2 separate regions of the Homo sapiens genome follow, and region 1 is linked to region 2. Evidence: chromatin loops called from intact Hi-C (ENCODE). Cell type or tissue: sigmoid colon. All regions are shown on one strand.

The links. Peaks named below come from ENCODE experiments on the same cell type or tissue, not always from the same donor. Only the 100,000 strongest peaks of a DNase experiment are listed, where the experiment ranks them.
Region 1: a loop joins it to region 2, with 9 times the contacts of the local background. A loop is called at or near these places in 2 of 110 quality-filtered maps.

Annotation. Positions count from the first base shown.
Region 1 is chr2:66,582,439-66,590,438 of GRCh38, forward strand. The region is part of intron 1 of LINC01798 (long intergenic non-protein coding RNA 1798); the gene reads left to right. Among named protein-coding and RNA genes, the nearest start is that of LINC01798, 12 kb to the left of the region's middle. In sigmoid colon, no CTCF peak of the experiment used is centred here; DNase peaks (open chromatin) are centred at 343, 883, 3,373, 4,983 and 1 weaker place; H3K4me3 peaks cover 2,118 bases; H3K27ac peaks cover 224 bases.
Region 2 is chr2:67,256,863-67,264,862 of GRCh38, forward strand. All of the region lies in intron 1 of LINC01828 (long intergenic non-protein coding RNA 1828), which reads left to right. Among named protein-coding and RNA genes, the nearest start is that of LINC01829, 46 kb to the left of the region's middle. In sigmoid colon, no CTCF peak of the experiment used is centred here; DNase peaks (open chromatin) are centred at 3,189, 3,659, 3,919 and 4,259; H3K27ac peaks cover 1,129 bases.

The DNA of each region.
Region 1 (8,000 bases), 670 kb before region 2:
GGTGAAGATAGATCCTTGTAGACGAGTGTGAAGACATGACTGGGAAGATTTAAAGTGAAAGAAACGGCAGATTATTAAGAAAGTAATAGTAAGGTGTCCCATACACTACAGTTTTATTGTTGGGTAGTAACTACCCGATTTATTTATTGCCGGGGCTATATAATAGAGATAATGACCACAAACTCAAGATAAATTCTTATGCGCCCAGCCGGTCAATTCTTTTTTATTTAAGAGAGTGAGCCTGAAGGGTGAGCCTCATCCCCTCCCCTCCTCGAAGATCCGTCTTGCTTTCTACCATATTATAAGCATGACATGCAAATAAATAAGTGCTGCTGGGTCTGTGTGGGTAGGCCGGCAGGATTTATTTCAGGTGACGGAGGAACATACACGGAATATGAATTTCCGCAGGAGTGGCGCCGTGATTCCTTCCCTCTCCCTCTCGGCCGCCCTCTCCTCAGGGTCTCCCTCCTTTTCTGTGGGAGCAGAGAGCATCCCCTGTTAAAAACATTAACGTGTCATGTCTCAGCTCCCTATTCCTTGACATATAGGTCTGGGGAGGGATGGGGGCACTGCAAAATGCAAAACGCATGCCCAAAGTAGGTTGACTTGCTGGGACTGCTCAAAGCGATTCTGGTGGACAAAGAGAAGGGTGAGTTGTAATTATGACTTCCAGTAGGGGAGCAGTATAGGAAGTATGTTAATATCATTTTGAAATATGCACAATGGTCCAAAAGTTTACTGTCCCGGATCTGGCATGGGTCCTCCCCAGCCGGATGGACCCCAAGGGGAGCCCTCCTGGCACCTTGGGACATGCCCGCCTCTCTTGGCCCTCGGTTTCTCTCTCTGGGAGCCAGGTAAACACCCCCCTGGCCAGGTGATGGAGTTAAAGATGACCTTGCTCGTTGACCGCCAAGGTCGGAAGAGAGCTGGCGGCCTCAGGTGTAGGTTCCACCTGACGCCCTGGCTGCAATCATAGTCACCGGCTGGCCTTTAAGGGGGCGGCCTCCCAGAACTGCTCTCCCCACCTGCACTCTGCGACCACTCAGGCAGATCCGGAACCTGCCAAGACGAAGTCAGTCAGCATCCTCTTCCGATCTTCTTATTTTCTTCCTCATTTTTTGGATAATATTCAGACATACAGTGTTTCAGTCTCACAATAACCACTTACATGCAGAACTTCCTTTGATCTGTTTGGCCAGAGTCGGGGGGAAACACCTGACAGTGAAGAACTGCGATGAAAAAGAGGGGTTCAGGGGAGATGGGAGAGCCAGACGCGTGGGGCGAGGGAGAAGGAGGTGCGTGTGGGGAGATGGAGACCTAGAGACAGCAAGAAGTAGCAGATGGGGGAGGAAGGTAAGGCGAGAAAGTGAAGAGCAGCTGCGAGCGGGAAGAGAAGGGGCTGCTCCTGTAATTTGGTGGTTTGTGTGAAGGATGGTATTATGAGGCTGAAAGAGAGGACAATCCTCGTCAATCTTTTACAATATTGGTGTCATTCAAGCACAACTTTATCTTTGAACCAGATTATCTGTTCCAATGATTTCCATAAGAACATAAATTATAACCTTCAGAGCCTTCAATATTTCTTTCGGTACTTTATTAAGTGTTGTTGCAGAGGCTATTTATGAAGTGAGTGATTCAACTTTTAATCTTTTGAACATTAAAGTGTATTCCTCCGAGTTTCCTTTTCAAAATAATCTAAAATAACAAAAAGAAACTAAGCTCATTACATGAAAAAGTGACAAGCGTTTTTGCTCGCAGCCTGGCAAGTTGCCTTATTCACTTCAAAGGATGATGAACTAATTGTTTCCAGAGTTTATAAGTAATTAAGCTATTATTTGGGGAATTTATGTAACAGTTTTATTCACATTAGAACTTTCTATTTAAAATAGCCTGAGACAAATCTTCAAAAATGCCAAGATTTTAATAATTGAAAAGCCTTCTCATTATTGTTAATAGTGAAAACTATTTTTATTTTAAAAAGCACTGGAAAATGTAAACAAATATAGTTTTCTCCAGAGTATATGATAAGTGGAGATCATTATGGATAATTAACGCTGAAAGGAAAATGAACATGTAATGGCTTCCAAAAATTAAAACATTTGTAACTATCAAGTTAAGTTCTAAAAAGTTAATTTTTAAATCAGCTGGATTTATCTAAATATGCCTGGCAAGGAAAAAGATATATATATATATATATATATATATATATATATATATATATATATATATATCTATTTACTGTCCTTTTAGAACTCTATAAAGAAAGTTTAAAACCTTAAATAATTTTAGCATTTTTAAACCAACTTTTGGTGCCTAGGCAATAAGAGTTAATGCCCAGAAATGCTAAGTGCTGTAGTTTCTCCAATTTTGCAACAAAGAAATATATTTATTCACCCCTAGATTAAAATAAAGAAAATATTCTAAAAATCTTTTGAAATATATAATTCAAACACCACTTCCATAATATTTCAATGCATGTTTGTTAGTTTTAAATAATTAGGTTTGCCATAAATGAAACAAAATTCATTAAAGGAAAAAGTAGGACTTTAAAAGGAGTGATGAATTATTTTGTAAAATTCAGCAAAATATACAACACTTTAGTTTAATAGGCATTTGTATACATAACAATATACCATTTTAATATAATTTTCCCATCAAGGTGGTATTAGCTCTGTGTGTTAGAAAATGCCTGTTTCATTGTCACATGAAGAATTTCAAAAATAATAAAATTTTCATATTAGGAGGAAATATCTTTGAAGAATAACAAACACAAATGTGAAAATCCAAGTAAATGCCTATAAAATCTTATATGAGGTAAAATATATTTTCTGGAAGTTATCTGGAAAAAATTAAAGCATGTGGTAGTTCAATATTAATTCCCCTCACCACAAAAAAATTGGGAGTTGTCTGTAGCAATTATTACAAGAGGTAGAATATATGTATTAAATAGAAAAAAAAATTTAGGACATATCCACTTGTTTCAAGTAAAATTCCTCTAAAACAAAAGTCTGGAATTTGATGGAAATTGTATATAAAATGCTTTGTATAATTCATGGTCAGTGTTGTTTTGTGGACTCTGTATAAACTGTGGCAATTTAGATCTGTCATGGTATCACAATGTCTGATTCAATATTTGCTGTAATATGTTCTCTTTATTAGTACAGACTAGCATTGCATTATTAAAAACAAAAACTAAAGCACCCTGGTTAGTAGTAATGCAATCCCAATGGTCTAACACCCTGCGATAATTGACCTTCTGGACACCAGACACTGGGATTCACTTTCAGACACTTAGCTGTTTAAACTGACTTCATTACAGGAGGACAATGGTGACTCTGTTGCAACTGACACCTGCACTATTTCACACAACGCATGGGCCATACCTTGCCAAGTCAGCCACCACCATGATTCGCACCAGAGCAGGAAGTCAGCTCGAGACAAATTTTATAATATGAATATACTGTTACGATTAAGGAGAAATGAATTCGTTTTGCATAGCCCTCTACAATCTTAAGGAGACAATTAGAAGCCTGTTTTCTGGTTTCCTTGTGTTACAATATTGCCATATGCAAAGATGTTTCCATTACTTTACGCTGAAGTTTAAAAGTTAAGGATTTTATGGTACACAGCATTCAAGGTGTCCATAGTAATACAGCATATAGATAGAAAAATACTGTTGTGGGAGGCTGAGGCAGGAGAATGGCATGAACCCGGGAGACGGAGCTTGCAGTGAGCCGAGATGGCGCCACTGCACTCCAGCCTGGGCGACAGAGCAAGACTCCGTCTCAAAAAAAGAAAAAGAAAAATACAGTTGTATCACACCTATGTCCTAGTTGAAAAGAGTCCATTAGTGGAAAGGTTTGGGGGGCGGAGGTGGTTAGCTCACTGACCAGACTTGCAGGCACTCTGATTAGTTATCCTAAATGAATTGCTAGAACATATGCAATTCATTCTCCATGGATCTTTCTCCTAATCTCTAAATAATAATAATATATTTCTTTTTTATAAATCATTTTGTGTTGCAGAATATGGTAAAGCATTGTTTTAAATTATATTGACTAAAATAAAATCTCAGAGGGTTCTAGATTTTTTCTGAACTCATAGAGAGTTCTAGATGTGAGTTCTAGATTTTTTTCTGACTCATAAGGGAATATTACTCTGTCCTCAAAGTTCTAAGCATCTCAGAATTCTGAGATACTTTCCTTTGCTCTTCTCTGGCCACCAGAAGGAAAGTGACAGTGCCTTATTGTTCCAAAGTATTTGCTGAAGGTAATTAATACCTTTATTGATTAAGTTGCTTCACTGAAATAAAAGGTGACTTTTCCACCAATGACTAGATTGTGATCTAACAGACTGAAAAATAACATGCCATATTCCAAAGAGAGAAGCCCAGCTTCTAAGGCAGAACTCCATCCCTCCCCAGCTTGTAAAAATCCACAGATTTACTAGTTTTTATTTAAATTTTGTGTTATGCTAGGCTGGATCTTGTCTTAAATCCTTGAACATTTCTAGCATATTCCATCAAATGCTTTGTAAGACTGAAAAAATTCTCTGTATGTGGGCTTTAGAATCTTAAGCAGTCAGCAGGACACTGTAGATACTGAAATTAACAGGACGTTGTCTGTGTCCTCAAGAGCTCATCTTAGGGTAGAGCTGATAAACACCCCACAATCCAAATCCATAGCAGTATACACAGGTGCTGTGCGAATACAAAAGTTAAACCAAGAAAATGGAAGAAGGGAGCCCCCAAAAGTCTTTGTCGTGGGCTAAGGTGAGGGGGAGTAGAGATCAGGGTATGTTTTTAAATCAGAGTTTAAACAAGTAAACAGAAACCACTCTGAGTGTATACAAGGGAAGGAATCGAATGCAGGAAATTGGTTACACAGGGTATAGGAGAGGCTGCAAAGCCCACCAGCTGGCAGCAAGGCAACCTTGAGGCAGGAAATAGCAGGAAACTCTAACCACTCCTAGACTGGAGGGACAGAGGGCGCAGGTGAGTCACCAGACTCCAGGGGTTGGGACTACTTGGTAGAAGATGTAACCGGGGAAGGCATGTCCAGTGGGAGCTGGAGCTATGGAAGGAATAAGGGAGGGATACATATTCTGGAGTCCTGCAATCTAGAGCAGAGCAAGGAAGGGCGAAGAATAGCTTTGAAAGGAGACAGTTCCAGGAGTGGCATTTCTTATTATATTTTTTCAAATGAAAATCTTTCATATTCATTTCTGAAGATACTCATTTGAGAATGCTGGAGAAGGAAGAGAAGAATGTTCCAGGCAAGGGTACTGAATTGGAAAAGAAAGTGACTTATTTAGAAAGTCACAAGTTTGCCAGTGCAGCCCGAGTAAAGAGGAAGATGTGGGACATTGTAGGACATGAGTTGAAGATTCTAACAGCCAAAGACATGAAATGACCAGTGGCTTCTGTAACAGCTTTACTTGCTCTCAATCATTAAGCCCCAGAGGCCCGGATAATAGAGACTACAGGGGTTAACATTGCAAAACGCTGCAAAAATAGAGACATGGGTCTCCATACAGGTGCAATGCTGCCCACCAACAAATGGCATTTCTATGAAGAAATACAGTCATCATCCTGGGCTGCCTTCAGTTAACTTACATTGTTATCTGATTCAGCCACAAAGCCAGTGGGACATCGATTCTGTCATTTTAATGAACAAATTAGATATTGCTCACTAACCCAAAGGAACCATCCTTGTGGCCAGTTTGGTGTTCAGAGGGCTAGATAAAAGGTTTTGTCTACTCCCAGGTAATAGGAATAGCTCAGTCCATGACCTCACAGGTGTCAGTCTCATGAATAATAGTTTGAAGTAGAGCCAGGGAGCTAAGAAACCAGTGAAAACACTATTGTGATGATGGTGGGGATGGGAGGTAAGCGTGATGATTACCAGAAGATATTAGGTGATAGAAGCACAGAGGAGGGGGATGAGATATTGAGAACCATGGCATGGTTTCTGGTTTGGAAAATTCTGCAGATTGTGGTTCCATTTGCTGGAAAGATAACCTTAGAAGAAGGAACATATTAGAAAGGAGGATGTTAAACTTGTTTTAGGTATTTTGAGATTAAGATACTTTTGATTTATCAAGATAGAGATGCTCATTAGGACAATGAAAATATGGGTCTGCGTTTTAGTGGAGGGAGTCTGGGCTGGAGATAAAAATTTGGGAGGAGTCATTGGAGTAGATGAGATCATTCACAATCTCTTTCAAGTGGTTTATGGTGAAAGAAAAGAAAGGAACAGGCCGTCAGTAATAAAGGGGAACAAGGATATATAATTTTGAAGATGGGAAAGACTTGAACATATTTGTATAATGAAGGGAAGGAAGAGGATATGCTGATATTACAAGAAAGAGTGTTAAATAATGGAGAAATCCATCATCCAGGTGGGGAATGGAGGAACGGAGCTATTCCTCAGCAGGGGAAGAGCCTGGCCTTCAAGGTCGAAGGCAGGTAATGGGTAGAGTTGTATGTCCAGGTCAGGGGTAGTGGAGGAAGAATTTGGTAGCAGTTCATACTTAAAAACTTACGCCTTTTTTTTTTTTTGAGATATGGGTAGAGATGTCATTTGATGAGTGAGGAAGTAGGAGGGTGACCAGGTTGTAGCACTTAAAGGCCTGTCCCCCAGGAACCCCTTCAGTCCTGGACAAGCTGAGAAATTTGGTCACCCCAAAGAGTAAAGGAAAGGGAAAGGCTTGAGATAAATGTGAAACATTAACAGTCATCACAGGAAGTGGGAGAGGGAGCTGACCAGAAATGCGAAGCTTACTGGCTGGTATCGAGAACTTACATGGAATTGGAGATTAAGGGGCAAGGTTTTGTGCACGGCTGTGGGGTTTTCTTCAGCAACACCTAAGCATACTGAGTTATCATTCCAGGAGAGAGTGTGTTCATGCATCCAGGTGTGTGTTTGAAGTACTTTTTAGAACCCAAAAGTATGTAGTATCAGAGTTCTCGTTCTGGGAACAGGAAAACAGAGTGAAATTAGCAGCAAGGTTGCCAGAACCCTGTTAGGTAGAAGATCATTCTGTCAACGATGTACATCACTCTTGCTTCATGTTTGCAGTCGACAAATGGCAGTTTTCACAATCCACAATATCTTGAGGTACCCCTGCCATGCGGGCATGTATTCATAATACCTCTTCTCTCTGGAAGGGTAATTTAGACACTGCAGTCATTAAGCAGTGTCTTGAGGTAAAAAGCACCCACATGCCTGTGGGTGAACATTATCTGTTACCCCAGCTCATCCACAAGGCGTGTCATGAGAATATTTTGCCTGTGTCATTGACTAAGTTATGTACCTTTATACTGGTAGGAATTTCACCTGTTGTTGGTTATATGAACAAAGAAAAATGTAAATATGTGATTGTCTGGCTGGTCATAGGGCAAATGGGGCAATGAGCTCCCATAAGTAGATTCAAGTAAATATCTGGAGTTTTGACTTTTCTTTTTGCAGCACATGCAGTTGGATAGCTCCCAAATAGATGAAGGGTTGTTTTCTCTGGTTTGTGCCCTATATCTAGGACAAACCAGTACCTCTAAGTTTCCAATACAGGACAGACAATAAGCCACAAAGGGGACCAAACTACATGATGAAAATCTGAAACTAAGCTTGGGTTGAGGAAGGTACTCAAATCTTGTCTGAAATTTGATGCAGCTTGGCTCAAAACTTTCCAGGAATTGGCTGAGGCTTTAGACAATAGACTGAATGGTGTTCCTCAAAATTCATGTGTTGAAGTCCTATCCCAGTACCTCAGAATATGACTGTGTTTGGAGACAGGGTCTTTAAAGAAGTAACTGAGGTTAAATGAGGTAATACGTGTGGGCCCTAACCCAATCTAACCGGTGTCTTTATAGGAGAGGAAGTTTAGACATAAAAAGAGGCACTAGGGATGCTGGAGCACAGAGGAAGCACCCTGTAAGGACACAGTGAGAAAACAGCCAACTGCAAGCCAGGAAGCAAGGCCCCAGAAGAAAGCTAACCCAC
Region 2 (8,000 bases):
TAAACAGAAAGTGTACTGGATGCAGAGTGAGATTTGTGTTCTAATCTCAGTCATTACTAGCTGAGTGTCCTTGAACAAGTCAAGGTCTCACTTCTTCTCACCTCAATTTCTTCATCTGTAAAATGTTGGGCTTAACTGCCATGATTCTGCTTTAACATTCCAGGATTCTGCAATGACGTTAGTTTGCCATTGCTGATGTTAATGTTGTTTTCTTCTCAGTGATCCACATTCCAAGAAACCATTCTTGGAATGGAATAGGATACCTAAACCAACTCATCCTACTCATTCGTTGTAATGGAAAAATAATCAGTTCTTTATTATTTATGCCACAGGCATGACTCAGAGCATAAAAGTATGAGTAGAGGAAGTCTATGGCCCTTAAAGAAAAGCGCTAATAAATAATCTGTTTTAGAACTATAATTTTCTTTTTTTTTTTTTTTTTGTTTGAGATGGAGTCTCACTCTGTCGCCCAGGATGGAGTGCAGTGGCGCAATCTCTGCTCACTGCAAGCTCCGCCTGCTGGGTTCACGCCTTTCTCCTGCCTCAGCCTCCTAAGTAGCTGGGACTACAGGCGCATGCCACCACACCCAGCTAATTTTTTGTATTTTTAGTAGAGACAGGGTTTCACTGTGTTAGCCAGGATGGTCTCGATCTCCTGACCTCGTGATCCACCCGCCTCGGCCTCCCAAAGTGCTGGGATTACAGGCATAAGCCACCTTATGGCCTTAGAATTACAACTTTCAATAGGAAAAAAAAAACCCTATGAATTCTCCAAAAATCAACAGAAGCAACGTTAACCTTTTTTTCTCTAATAACAAGGTGGTTATCTCCAGTGCCTTCTAGAATATCTTTGTCTGTTATTCTTACTCCTCATAAGCCCCCAAGCCTAATACTATCCTCCTACAGCCATACATTCAAATCGAGCCTCAGGATCTCAAGCAAGGTCCTTCAATTGACCTACAAAATGGGTGTTACCTCTGCTGGTAAGGAGACTAGACCTCTCCCTTGAACAATGTCATATCCCATGGCATCACTATTCCTCTTCTTCAGATTAAAGGCTGGATGGTGATGAGCAGATTTCATCTTTCTGCCAAGAACAGATTGACCCTGAGGTAAGTAGATAGCTTACAGTCTATCCCAGGACAAATGCAGGTAGCAGGCCTTCTTTCTCAAACAACACAAGTTTCTAAAAATTCCTTTCACCTCCATTAAATTTAAAACATAGTGTATAGTACTCTTTTCTTTATTCCAAATATTAAAGTGCATATCCATGGTAAAAATGATAATTTCTCAAATAGATACAGTCCTATAAATCATCTAGGGATAACAAAAACTAAGTTTCAATGAACATGCCAATTCTAAATGTCATGTAGTGGTTGCCTGGAGTACTATGTTGTAAAGGACTGTGACCTGCATTTACACTCAGTGGGGATGCTGCATTCAGTGAGCCAGCGTTGCTTAGGAGGATGGGAGAAGTAGAAATAGATCACGTCTATTGTCCTTGACCTCGTCCGGTGATCAAATACTGGACCAAATCTGGCCACACTTATGCATTTATATATGTTCTGTAGCTGCTTTCCCTCTGCAGCAACAGAGCTGAATCTTGCATCAGAGTGTGTGGCCCACAAAACCTAAAATATATTTACTCCCTGGCTCTTTACAGAAAAGTTTGTCAACCCCTGATTGTAGTCCAGCCCTCTCATCTCACAAATAATAGAATTAAATATATCTTCCTGTTTTTCCTTTCAACTTAAACCTTAGATTCTGATTAGCTAATCAAATCAAAGTAATAGTGACTTCTTACTAGAGTGGTACAAGCTGAGATCACAGTTTGTTACATGGAAGAACCACCATATGTGGAATCAAACCATGACCCAGACACCCAAACCGTATGTCAACTGTATTCTCATCTTAGGGGTGATATTTCTGAATTTCAATCTAGAGTTTACTTATCATGTGGCTTTTCTAGTTAAAAAAAATAAAATAGTATAATTTTGACAGGAATAATAAAAAGTATGTTTCACAATTGTAAATTGTCTCTCCATTTAAGTACACATGTCTGTCATACCATTGAAAGGAGGAATAATAAATCCAATATTTATGGTTTCACTATGGGTTACTGGCATCCTTGTAGTTTAAATAGGTGACTAAGAAGAAATCCTGCTGGCAAGCAAATTTATACATACTTATTTTGTGCCTTGACACGCTGAAAGTGTTCACATAAAATAATATAAGGCTTCTATAGCCTTGATTATTTCTGAATACTGCAAAATCTTACACTGGTATTGCAAACACACTTTGAAAACAGCTGGGGTAATCATGTTTAGTCTCAATCTGTGCTGTCCAATACAGTGGCCACCTGCCCCACGTGGCTACTGAGCACTTAAAATGTGGCTAGTTCAAATTGAGGTATGTTGTATGGACTGGATTTCTAAGACATGGTATGAAAAAATGAATGTGAAATGTATCATTAGCAATTTTTTGTAATATTCTATGTTGAAATGATATTTTAGATATATTGGGTTAAATAAAATGTGTTATGAAAATTACTTTCACTGCTCTTACTTTTTTGATGTAGCTACTAAAAAATTTAAAATTATCTATACGGGTCATGTATTTCTTTTGGATGTGCTCTGGTGGAGAAATTTTTAAAAAATATTTATGAAAGCAAGCCCAATGAGATAGGGAAATTGATACACACTTATAGAAAATGTACTACGTTCCCATGCCTCTGCTGATGTCATAGCCCTAACAACAATGAGCAATGTTCAAGGAAAGAAATAGCCCAATAAGTCAACATCTACCTGTTTAACATTATGAGAAAACTGAGGTCATGTCTCATGACTAAAGGCCTAATCATCTACTTCTCTTCCTTTTAAAAGTTTTAAAATAGTCCAGCAAAATTAGCACATAATCCCTCCCCGTATACTCACCCTTTCAAAAAGGAGCATGGCCTGAAAAATATCTGTTGATCTAACAAAAATAAAGAGAAGTTATAAACCAGACACTATCATGCAAATAGTTGAGTTGGCCAAGAATTTACTTCAAGTAATACCACATGACATTGTTTGATCTCTTTTGTTTCAGCAAGGATAAAAAGGCCAGCCATAAGGAGACATGACAAATACCATTGAGTACTGCAGAGCAACTTGGCAGCTGCCCGAGGTAGAGCATCTTGTTTACATCACCACGCCAAGCCAGGAAGCAGAGTGAGGCTTTAGTCCCTGAGGCATTAAGTCCTCACCCTGATACCCCAATCCAGGTCTAGCCACCTCTCTCCAGACATAGTCCTGAGCATAACAGCTGTGGAGATCAGTTGCCTTTTCTGCGAAATTGTCATTAAACCATGAGTAATTTGGCACTATTTTCTGCATGATTTGTCCTCTCTGAAAATAAGCAGACTCAGGCTTGTGAAAATGGAAATTGATTTACTTTCTATCCTTCTTGAGCTCATCTATTTAAGGTCTACTTCTTCTGGGATGTGCCAGGAGACTGCACTACTTTCAAGTGGTGGAAATTTCTTAAAAAAAAAAAAATAAAAATAAGCTGAAGGAAACTTGGAATGAGAATGCACTTGGCTAATTGGTTTGCCATCTAGCACTACCTCTTTCTCTAAGCAGGGAGAATCAAGCCGCTGTCTGCTTGATGGGGCAGTGGCAGCCTCGTGTAACCTCTGTAGTTATCTTCTGACTACTCAGCTGAATCCACTGCATTCTACATATCTTTCTTATTTAACGTAGAGTATGCATTTAAAAATAATATTTCTGTAAACCTTATCAAGCAAAACATGGCATGACTCGATGCCAAATTATAGTGATGATTATTTTAAGAAGAATCACAGCGCTTTGGCCCAGTTTTTGGAAAATGTGATTAATAGCACTGCCAGTGCCTTCTAGTGAGCCAGCACCACAAACTAGCTATTTGATTTCATAACACAGTGCTGTTGTGATCACCAAAGCAACACTATCCGTTTAGGTGCTGGATTAGAATCCAGGCGAGTCCGCAGTATAGTCTTTACACTTCATCAACTTCCACACAGGACATAAATTGTACTAATATAGTAATATACTGAAATCTCAGACCAACTGTTTGTCATCGGATTAGAATGTGATGACACAGAATAAAGATGTGAGACAGAATCTGTGCTGAGGTCTAAATTCACATTGGAAGTCTGGGAAGAGAAGACTGTTTATAAAATTATAGCCCAGGAATTGCTGCCAAAGTCGGCCTTTGGTGCAGCTGTAAGTCGGATGGAATCCACCTTCCTGACGTCAGACCCACCCACTGGAACACTGCTCCTCTGACTGGGGCTTCCCTGAATGGAAACTACATGTCATACTGCAAAGTAAGTGCTGTCGTTCTGGAGCTGTCGGCACGATTCGATCTTTGTAGTGGGTTGATTATTTGTTCTTTTCCATCCAGCAAAAAGGCTATCAGCACACTTGTAGTTTTAGCATTCATATTTTTCATCCCCAAGTTCTGAGTTTTGCTCAAGCTGACAGATTTCTTGAGTTCTACTCCCTAGGACCTTCACATCTGATGATGGGGTGCTTTTTCATTTTCTTTCCTTCTGTTTTGTATTCTTCAATTCACTTCTTCATCTTCTCTTCCCAGGAAATGATGACCTCCTTTGTACAGATTCTGCTACCATAGACAATGTGCATTACCATTTACAAAACCCAAGGATACATTTTGGTTTTCTATTACTTAGAAAAATTGGGGCCATACGTAAAGACGCCATGGAATAGGTGTTTATGCAGAAGGTTTGTCTGGACTAAAAACAAAATGAAGTTTGATGTCATTATTTATACATTTCAGAAGCTCCTAGATTACTATCTTAAAGGTTGTTTTTGTTTTTAATATATGACATTTGAAGTTTCAGTCACAGTGTAAAAAATATTTAAATAAGTTTCAACTGGTTTGCCAGGGAAGCAGGATGGTAAGGGCGGTAGGCATAGGGCTAACCTAAGCTTCGGCTAATTGCTTTAATACACATCACACAAGGTGATCCTCATAAAGGGTTATATTATGAATTCAATTATATAAGTAAGAAAACTGGTGTTGAGAGATGTGAAGTGACTTGTCCAAAGTTACCTCCTATGCAGCAGAGTCTACATGACTAGAATCCAAGTCTTCTGGCTCATTTTTGTTTGTATATAATTTATTTGCTTTTATTTTTAATTTTACATAGATAACTATATCACTAAGTAATGTATCATTTAGGTTTCCATGACATGATGTAAGTGTAGTCATTCCACATGTTACCGGCCTTTTTTTTTTTTTTTTTTTTTTTTTAAGAGATGAGGTCTCATTATTTTGCCTAGGCTGGTCTTGAACTCCTGGGCTCAAGCAATCCTTCCGCCTTGGTCTCCCAAAGTGCTGTGATTATAGGCTTGAGCCACTACACTCGGACCTGTTACTGACAATTTTTTTTCTTTTTCTTTTTTGTTGTGCTCTGTCGCCCAGGCTGGAGTGCAGTGGTGGGATCTCGGCTCACTGCAAGCTCCACCTCCTGGGTTCACGCCATTCTCTTGCCTCAGCCTCCCAACTAGCTGGGACTACAGGTACCCGCCACCACGGCCGGCTAATTTTTTTGTATTTTTAGTAGAGACGGGGTTTCACCATGTTAGCCAGGATGGTCTCGATCCCCTGACCTCATGATCTGCCCATCTTGGCCTCCCAAAGTTCTGGGATTACAGGCGTGAGCCACCGCTCCCAGCCAACATTTTTTAAAAAACACTTTTTGAGGTATAATGGACATACAAAAAGCTGTACATATTTAAAGTATACAACTTGAGTTTATGGGTAAGTATATACCCATGTAACCATTACCACAGTCAATGTCATAAACATGTCCATCACCTCTAAAAGCTTCCTCCCACCCTCTTTATTATTATTGTTTATTGTCATAAGAACACTTGACAGAAGATCTACCCTTTTAGCAAATTTTTAAATATACCATATAGTATTATTAACTATAGGCACTATTCTGTACAGTAATATATCTCTAGAACTCACTCATCTTGCATAACTGAAAATTTGTACCCTTTGACCATTACCTCTCTGTTTCTCCCTTCCCCTAGGCCCTGGAAACCATAATTCTCCTTTCTGCTTCTATGAGTTTGCCTATTTTCGATTTCTCATATAAGTGAGACTGTGCAGTATTTATCCTCCTGTGTCTCACTTACTTCACTTAGCATAACATTCTCCAGATTCATCCATGTCATCACCAATGGCAGTATCTCTTTCTTTTAAGGTTGGATAATATTCCATTGTATGTATAGGCCACGTTTCCCTTATCCTTTGATCCAATGATAGACATTTAGGTTGTTTCCACGTCTTGGTTATTGTAAATAATGCTGAGATGGACATGGGAAGGCAGATATCTTTTCAAGACCTTGATTTCACTTCTTTCGATATATACCCAGAAATGAGATTGCTGGATCGTATGGTACCCCGATTTTTTTTTTTTTTTTTTTTTTTTTTTACTTTTTAGGAATTTCTGTACTGTTTTTCATAGGGTCTGCATTAATCTACATTTCCACTAACTGTGTACAAAGGTTCCCTTTTCTCCACACTGTCACCAAAATTTGTTCTTTTCGTCTTTTTTATAATAGACCTTCTAACTGGTATGAGAGGATATCGCACTGTGATTTTGATTTGCATGTCTCTGATGGTTAGTGACATTGAGCACCTTTTAATATACCTGTTGGTCATCTGTACCTCTTCTGTGGAGAAACATCTATTCAGTTCCTTTGCCCATTATTTTAATTGGGTTATTTGGGTTTTTGCTAATGTGTTCTTCATATATTTGGGGCATTAACCCTTTATCGGATATGGTTTGCAAATATTTTCTCCCAATCTCTAGGTTATCTTCTCATTTTGTTGTTTGCTTTGCTGTGCAGAAACTTTTCAGTTTGATGTAATCCCACTTGTCAATTTTTGCTTTTGCTCTCTGTGCTTTTAGTTGTCATATCAAAGAAATCATTGCCAAGGTCAATGTCAATAAGGCTTTTCCTTATTTTTTCTGGGAGTTTTATGGTTTCAGGACTCACATTTAAGTCTTTAATTCGTTTCAAGTTCATTTTTGTGTATTGTGTAAGGTAAGGGTCCAGTTTTATTCTTTTGCATGTGGATATCCAGTTTGCCCAATTTCAGTTTTTGAAAAGTCTATCTCTTTCCCATTGCACATTCTTGGCACCTTTGTCAAATATCAGTTAACCATATGTGCCTGTGTTTATTTCTAGGCTCTTCTAACTGTTAATTCAAAATTCTACCTCCAATAAATCATTTATATGTTAGAGCCTGGTACTTGGTTACAAACAAAAACATCCATAGATTCAGGGCAGTGAATTAGAATTGCCTAGTCTCAACTACATTTTTAGAAGTCAGTGAATGTAACTTTTTCATATTGCACAAACTCTTAATTGCTATAGTCAAGCAGCTGATAATTATGGATTGGCTTGTTAATATTTATTCCTAACCATTTCTTGAGCATCTGCTATGTGCCAGGCTCTCTGCTAGCTTATAAACCATTAATGAATACAGTATGCTTTGTATTAAAGTATCACCCCAGATGCTTTAAAATGAACTGATTATTCTAGCTGCTGAAAGATTATTACAAATTGATAATTTGTTTTATAATTGATTCTTGGTCTGCAGGATCAGTGAAGAGACAGTCCACCACCATATATACATAAGTGTTCCACCATTTATTCCAAGGGTGGAGTATCAAGATGGGGATCCTTTGTAATATCAGTGTTGAAATAGAGTAGGAAAACCTAAAATAGGAAACAAATTCATGAAAATGCTAAGGAGATATAATCAAATCATTAGGTTACAGCACACGTGTTTAGGGGTCAGGAGATATTGACTCTGAACAGTCATGTGAGTCTGCAGGTCAATTTTAAATTGAGGAGAGCAGAATTTTTTATCTTTTTATTTTTTATTTTTTTTAGAGACAGGGTCTTGCTCTATCACTCAGGCCAGAGTGTCATGGA